3 separate regions of the Mus musculus genome follow, and all the other regions are linked to region 1. A link is a loop called in an ENCODE intact Hi-C map of the cell type or tissue named here. Cell type or tissue: left cerebral cortex. All regions are shown on one strand.

Region 1 (2,500 bases):
GTCGGTGGCAAGCACCTCTACTCCCTGAGCGGTCTTGTGGAATCATTTTTATGGTTAGACATCCTCACACCTTCTCGTCAGGGAAAACTGATTTACAGAACTGTTTCTAGCTTCCGGGAAGCTGGGATGCAGCCTTTCCCTTTCCCTCTAATGCCCAGTGGAGCTTTGTCTGCTTTAATGTTGAGGCTTGTGACTCAGTTTACTGAAAATCTCACTTCCAGAGACTAGACTAACTTCTTTTTAGGCCACGTTCTGGCTGCTCACAAGGTGAACCTTCTAATCAAACTTTCCCGCCTGGGAAGTAAAGTGGGAGCAAGTCAGCTTGCACTTCCATTTCAGTCTCTCGGGGCTAAGAGCAAAGAGCTGCTGGGCCTCCTGGCTCTTTTGTCTCCTTCCATGCAGTGTTTCCCAGCTCCTCCCGGTATCAGGCCAAAGGCCAGTAGGGTGTGGTGTTGTCAAAGTTGAGTAGAGAGGGCCCCTGCTGTCCGTCATAGGACACTTAGCATGAAGCAGGCCAATTGTCCCATTCACTTTGAAACCTTCAAGGAAACCTTCAGAGGACCGATCAAGGCTAAGCTCAGGGCATAAGAGTAGAGAGGGACGGGTGCTATCTCCTACCCTCTTCCAGTCCTCTTCTTGTTCATTCTACCAGGCTCCCTCACCCTGCTCTCTGCTGGAGTCAGCGCAGAGGAAGGCTTGCCCATATGACTCTGGGAGACATTTTCAATGTTCTGAGAAAGACAGGCTGAGAGCCAGAGAAATGGGAGAGAGGAAACCCCAGAGATTCAAGTCTAGCAGGCCTTGGAAAACCCAGTTTGACTCACTAATTTTTAAGGCTGTCCTCAGAGAACAGGTTGGCTTCCCCTAGAGTTCTCAGCGGGGCCCCTGGAGATCCTAGGAGAACACACAGGCTGCAGAGGGGCTTATACCTTGGCTCGGAGACCCCTTTCTTGGGCAGTGCTGGGCTCAAGGATCATGCCCTCCCCCACTCCCAGGTCGCTCTTGCCTTCGGAAGCCCGAGTGGCTTTTATTTCTCGTTAGATATAGTGAGTGCTCGAGTGCTCGTCGGATCACTTTTCCTACCATAGTGAGGTCAGTGGTTAGGATTCTAGCGGGGTCTAGGGCAGGAGAGAGGGCGCGGGGAGTGAGGGCGCAGGGAGCGGGGTGGGGGAGGCACTGCCGGAGATCCAGTGCTTCAGTGGAAATCACTCGCGGAAGTTTGAGGTCAGTGAACTTTTTTTTCTTTTTGCAGAAACCCTGACCTAAATGTCTGGACCCTAACCTGGTTACTACACAGATGTGTGGATAAACCCAGCCTTGTGCTGCCCCCCGCCCCTCCCCGCAGCCACTGCGCGCTCCCGTGTTCGTCTTGCCCGCCTCCTGCCTGCTCCACACAGCTCTCTGGGGCTGCGCTGCCTGGACAGAGAAATTTCTCCTCCGTTTGGATACCCTCCCGTCTTCTCGTCTCCTTCGTTATTTATTTCCCCAGCTGCCTCCTCTGAAGGGGCAAGTGTGAAAGTCTTTCTGATTGCCAGAAATTTCTTTTGCACTGTGTGGGCAGGAGACAGATTTTTTTTTCTTCCCCCGTCCCCCGAACTGTCTCTTTTCCTCATTTATTAATTTTGCTTTCCGTTTCTTTCCTTCCCCTGTGCATTTTTCTGTAGACTTTATCTTTCTTCCCCTTCATTTTCACCACCTCCCCCTTTTCCTCCCTCTCCTTTCCTCCCGTCCCCTCCCCCCACCCTTTGCTCTTTTAAAATAATTCAATGATGCTTCGGGATCACTAGCACACCCTCCTTCAGCTGAGCGCGGGACTCTGCATTAATTCAAGGTGAGTGGGGCTAGGTTCTTGCTCCCGAGGATGGGGCTCTTTGTGTCAGGGTGGCCACAAGCCCAGCTGCGCTGCACTCCCGAAGGTAGCGCGAATCCCCTGCTGCTGCTACCTGTTGGGGGTGCGTGGACCTCGGAGGCTCGGATCTGGGCCAAACCCTCTTGGAAGGCTCCTTAGCCAGCTCTTCCTCGGCTGCCCTTTCCCTTTTTAACTTCTACAGGAATTGACCCTGCTGGGATAGTCCCTGTTAGGAGCAAACTGTATGTTCCTTGGTGGGGTCCCAAGGGTAGCATCTAGCTCGGGGCTCACGTTTCTCACTCCCCAGCTAGGGATTCTTGCCTGTTGTCACAGAAATGGAGCCCCACTCCTAGCAGATGAGGGTCTGGGGTTTATCATTAGTCTTAGAGCATCGCAAAACCCTTCCACGACCCCAGACAAAAGCAGCTAGCCAGTACCCAAAACTGGGAAGTTCTGTGGGGGGACCGTTGAAGGAGAAAGAGTTAAGGAAGGGGCTGAGCTTCCAATGAAGTTTCTGTGAAGGATGCAGTATATGCTTTTGGACGCGACTGGTTAGGGTGGCCTGCCTGTCTCTGGAGCTGCTAATTAGGGCAGGCATGTAGTCCTTTTCTGAGATGGGGGCTTGGGTGCAGAATATCACGAGGAAACAAG
Region 2 (2,500 bases), 82 kb after region 1:
ATTTCACTGTATTTTACTGTATTATTACCCCTTAGATGCCTATTTGTGAATTTGTATGGGAGGTGATGTGGGAAGGAACTGGGAGGAGTAGGGGGAGGGGAACCATAATAAAATGATAGTATATGAAAAAAATCTATTTTCCGTAAAAGAAAAATAGTTTACATCTCAAACCACCAGCACAAAACAGTGGGGGCACTTTTGAAATGATGCATGCCTTTTCATGTCTGTCTCCAGTGACGTAAAACAAGGCCTTACCTCCTAAACCTCCCAAACAGAGCTGTTAACTTGGGGTCAAGTATTCAAATGTCTGAGACTCTGAGGACCATTTCTCAGTCAAACGTCTATTCACATAATTATATAGTCATAATTTCTATTCACAATCCACTGGACAGAACCATTAAGTGGTCCTACTCAACCATTAGAAGTCAAGTGTGTTTCCGTCTCTGTTCTTGTGGGCCAGGGTTAACCAGAATATTGGGGAAACAGCTCTAAAGACCATCTAAGCATTTATTCCATGTTAAGCTCGGTACTAGGCACTGATTTAAACAGATAGACAAGACAGAATTTGTTTTCTCAGGGAATTCAAGGAAAGACAGTGTTTGGGAATGGGGGTGGGGAGGGCTAAGATAGGGTAGAGTCAAATGCCCTTTCCTAGAAGGTGCAGACTGTCGCTTATGAGTTGCTGGATGGGGAAGATGTTCTATGAGTGTGACAATAGCAAGACCAGGGCACTGGCCTGCTTGGCAGTGGTGGAGGTGACAGATTTCCATGATGAACGTTTATGTCAATAATAGAAGGGTTGCTTAACAAGAATTCTTAAAGGAAAGATGAGATAATTTCATGTTTTGATATTTGTAAATTGATTCTGTTGAAGCCAGAGCTCTGTCGTGCATATTATTGCTGTTGTAATTCTGGCAAAGACGTGATTTAGATTGGCAAAGTGTCAGGGAAGGGGAAATCCAGGAAGGATGGGGGTGGGGATAGCTGGGAAACAGATATACAAAGCCAGACCCTGGCTTCTGGTTGCCCTGGGAGAGCTAGTGGCCTGGGAGCCTTGTCTACAATGGGCTTAGAAGCGGGGAGGAGACTGTAGACCAGAGTCCAAGAATACTTGGAATTGCTGGAGGTGCTAAAGTCTGGAGAGGGAGTGGGAGCTGTCAGGGGAGGGGTGCACGCATGTGTATGGTGGGGGAGAGACATTTAAACATTGTAGGAATAAAGGATAAATTTAAAACCCATCAAATGCAGAGACAGAATGACAGTGCGAGAGCATGAGTCACTCTTTCTGGGGACCCACCCAGCTGTTGGCAAGACTTGAAAAATATTTTCTCCTTCATTTCTCTTCCTCATTAAGCTTAGCCTGGACATTTTCCCTCCCCCTACCCCATTGGCTTGACTCAACCTTGCTGACCACTGCTCAACTCAGCTCCCGGAAGGCTTGGGTATCATATCTGGAAAGATGAGTCCAGGTGATGGAAAAGGAAGGCAGGGAATCTAGGCTTTTCCTTACAATAACTCTGTTAATTAGTGACGAGGATATAGGCGTGGCATCGCTGGATTCTGCTTCATGAAGCACAAAGAGTGTGATAAAAACAAAAATGGGAGCTAAGTCTTGAAATCTAAGTCTGGTTTACTAGCAGTGTGGCCCTGGGTGGGTCTCTTTAACTTTTGGATCTTATCCTCCTCATCTATAAAATAATATGGTTGAACATTAAAATTTATAACCATTCCATGTTCTTTGCTTTTCTGGTTTACGGTTTGGTTTGTGGCTCATATTAGGGAAGGCAGAAGATAGCTAGGGGTCAGGTGTGTGCAGGGATCAAAAAGGATGCTACCCTAGTGTTCCCAGTGTGCTCCCTGTGTGGGATAGAGCCTCGTCCCACACCACTTGCATGATTTGAATGCCAAGGTTCCTCTGAGCACACAGAGCGCATGGTGGTTCTTAGCACCAAAGGAATACGTGCATACATCACCTGTGGAAGATCCCACCTAAAGGTAGACAGTCTTGGCAAGACTTGAAAAATATTTTCTCCTTCATTTCTCCTCCTCATTAAGCTTAGCCTGGACATTTTTCCTCCCATGTGCTCTGTGTGCCCAAAGGAACCTTGGCATTCAAATCATTCAAGTGGTGTGGGTCAAGGCTCTATCCCACACTGGGAGCACACTGGGAGCACACTGGAAGCACACTGGGAGCACTGGGAAAGCATCCTTTTTGATTCCTATATACCTAAAGTAGTATCTTGAGGTGGAAAGCTGAGGTCCTCTGAAGTATAAAGGACTATTAGGACCCCAGGCTTATGGAAGAAGTGTTTTCCACATTCTCTTAGTTAGGGTTTTACTGCTGTGAAGAGACACCATGACCAAGGCAACTCTTATAAGGACAACATTTAATTGGGGCTGGGTTACAGTTTCAGAAGTTTAGCCCATTATCCGTGGTGGGAAGCACGACATTGTGTGGGCAGACTTGGTGCTGGAGATGCCAAGAGTTCTGCATCTTGAT
Region 3 (2,500 bases), 120 kb before region 1:
TTAAAATTTTCTCTTTGGAACTTTGAGTATTTGGATCTCAGTGGGTGGGTGGGCAATAACAAATGAACGATGTTGTGTGAGGAATGTGTCATAGTCAGGGCCTGGGGATGATGCTCTCTAAATGCACTGGTACTCGCTTGGACCCCACGGGCTTGCTACCCTGCTTTCCACTTCTTTTTGCGTATGTGAAGCAAGCTACTTATAAGAAGGAAGGGGTTATTTAAGCTCATGGTCTCTGAGGTGTAAGTCTACTGTCACTAGATGCCATCATTTTGGGCCTGTAGGGAGGCAGAACATGGTGTGTGTGTGTGTGTGTGTGTGTGTGTGTGTGTGTTGGGGAGTATGGTTGTATGGTTGAGCAAAACTATTTAATTCATGGCATCTGGAGAAAGGGGGAGGGAAGGAGAGAGGGAGAAAGAGAGGGGTGGAGATTATGACTGGATATGACTGTTGTCATGCCTTGCAAGGTATAACCCCCATGACCTCACTCCCTTCCGCTGGGTCCCACCTCCTAAGGACTTTTACCACCTCCTGGTCCTGTCCCTCACTGGCAATGAAGTTTTCAACTCATGCCTTCGGGGGACATTTAAGATTCATAAAATTGTAACCACATGGTTGCTAAGGTTATTATGAAGCAGAAAATTTGAATAATGATTGTTTTGTTCTCCAGCCCTTTGAGGCTTACATCCCTGCTGGGAAGGAAGCTGAGCAGATTTTCAGTTTTCTCTCCTCTACCCCGCCTCCTGCAGCCCCCCTCCCCGACTGCAGAATGGAACCCCAAGACTGACTGCACCATACACAATGAATCTTGGGTGCTTTTCCCCATGGGTGTAAGAGAGCCAGGGCTACATCATAGGAGAAGGAGCCACACACCCAGGCAAGATATTCTTCTAGGGAAGGGTACTTTGGAGTTAGGCGTGTCCAACCCATAGAGAGAAAAAGAGCCTGTACACGGCTCTGTACAGGGGTTTCCAAGCTTACTCGTTCCTGGAGTTTTCTTTTCCTACAGGCCGCCAGGGTGCGCCTGGTGCCTCCGGCCTCTGCGGCCGGTTCCTCATGTTGCCACTGGGTGGTGCTGTGTCCCGCGTGTACAATGCTGTTTCAGACCAAGTGGCTAACCTAGTCCTCAGCAAATCTGTGTGTTCTGGAAGCTACCGGGGCCATGGCTACCGGGGCTTACAGCCCAGAGCTGGAGTAGAGATGGTGTTCATGTAAGAGAGCAGCCTTAGAGAGAGGAGCCTTCATTCCATACAAAGTTCTGCAGGGTTTTCTGGGGAGGCCCTTGGTTTCTGACTTGGCTTTGCACCCAGGCTAAACAGAACCCGAGTTCTGGTGTTTTTAGGCGTTAGTTACCCACGTATTGGTGAATTCCAAGCTACCAGTGAGCAGAGATATACAGAGGAGACAGCGTGAGTCTCTCTAGCTAATGTGACCACGGAGATGAGTGGTTAATTCTCGCAACCTCGATTTCCTTTCCTACAAAATGGGCTAAGGCATTACTCGGAAAGTACCCGGAAAGTAAGAGGAAGTAACTTGATCTCACCTACCCCTTAAAATGGCTCTGCTTGTTCTAAAGATCTGGTTTCATGTCAGCTTTCCCAGTGAACTACAAAGTCTGTGAAAGCAGAGACTACACATCCCACGGCCATCTTTGTATTTCTAGTGTCTGGCACAGGGCCTGGCACATAGTATATGCTCAATAAACATGTCAACATCAAACTGAGAGCTATGTGAGCAGATCACGTGGTGGGGATTGCTTATGCATGATAACAGCTGTGCAGAGACCCTTCCCTTGGGTTTACATCTGGGCTCTTGGGCTCCTTCTGTGACTCTGGGTGAGCCATACATCTCTCCTCCTGAGCTTTCTCTGAACCATGGAGGGTTAACTTGTTGATTCTTGCATGGATCCTTCCAGAGATGAGGCATATTTCATCTTTTCAAAATGCTGTGGTCGTGGACTGTCGTATCCTGGGCTGGTTTTCAGAAGGAGTGGTGTGGTTGTGTTCCTTGGGCTACCCAAGTGCTGCTGCCCAGGCTTATGAACTTAAGTTTGTATCACTAGAGGCTGGTGGGGTAGGGGCTGAGACACGGGCATCAAGATCTCCTTGGCTCCTCCCCAACTTGTTCTAAGTCTTTAGAGCAGAATAGAGGACATGCCAAGGTTGCCACACCAAATGTAAAAGTGATGCCTACACATGGGAAAAGGAGTCTCTCTGGCTTTCTCCCGACAGAACATCAAATCCACCATGGTCCTGCCAACCCTAGCTCTGAGGCTGCCTCCCTGTGTGCTTCCAATAGCATAAGCCGTGCCCTCCCCCCAATCTCCTGTGTCCCCTGACACCTCAGCTGCTGCCAGCAACCCCCAGCTTGGCACTGCATGCTGCTGCCCACCAGTGGTGGCTTCCTTGTCTCCTGGCTTCCTTCTAGCTGCTTCTGTCTGCAGGGGGGTAGGGAGGGGTGTGTACGTCTGAAGTGTGGGGCTGGCCTCCCAGTGAGCAGG

The links. A loop is a pair of places that touch in the nucleus more often than their neighbours do. Peaks named below come from ENCODE experiments on the same cell type or tissue, not always from the same donor. Only the 100,000 strongest peaks of a DNase experiment are listed, where the experiment ranks them.
Region 2: a loop joins it to region 1, with 2.7 times the contacts of the local background. A loop is called at or near these places in 5 of 42 quality-filtered maps.
Region 3: it touches region 1 in a loop (6-fold over the local background); 18 of 42 quality-filtered maps call a loop at or near these places.

Annotation. Positions count from the first base shown.
Region 1 is chr1:154,883,275-154,885,774 of GRCm38, reverse strand. It overlaps a transcript of Cacna1e not described here. Among named protein-coding and RNA genes, the nearest start is that of Gm41976, 27 kb to the left of the region's middle. In left cerebral cortex, no CTCF peak of the experiment used is centred here; a DNase peak (open chromatin) is centred at 1,374; H3K4me3 peaks cover 1,649 bases; H3K27ac peaks cover 1,405 bases.
Region 2 is chr1:154,801,202-154,803,701 of GRCm38, reverse strand. It overlaps a transcript of Cacna1e not described here. Among named protein-coding and RNA genes, the nearest start is that of Gm51649, 15 kb to the right of the region's middle. In left cerebral cortex, no CTCF peak of the experiment used is centred here; a DNase peak (open chromatin) is centred at 1,192; H3K27ac peaks cover 452 bases.
Region 3 is chr1:155,005,289-155,007,788 of GRCm38, reverse strand. No RefSeq gene overlaps it. Among named protein-coding and RNA genes, the nearest start is that of Gm51650, 7.7 kb to the right of the region's middle. In left cerebral cortex, a CTCF peak has its summit at 1,046 (motif pointing right); a DNase peak (open chromatin) is centred at 1,060.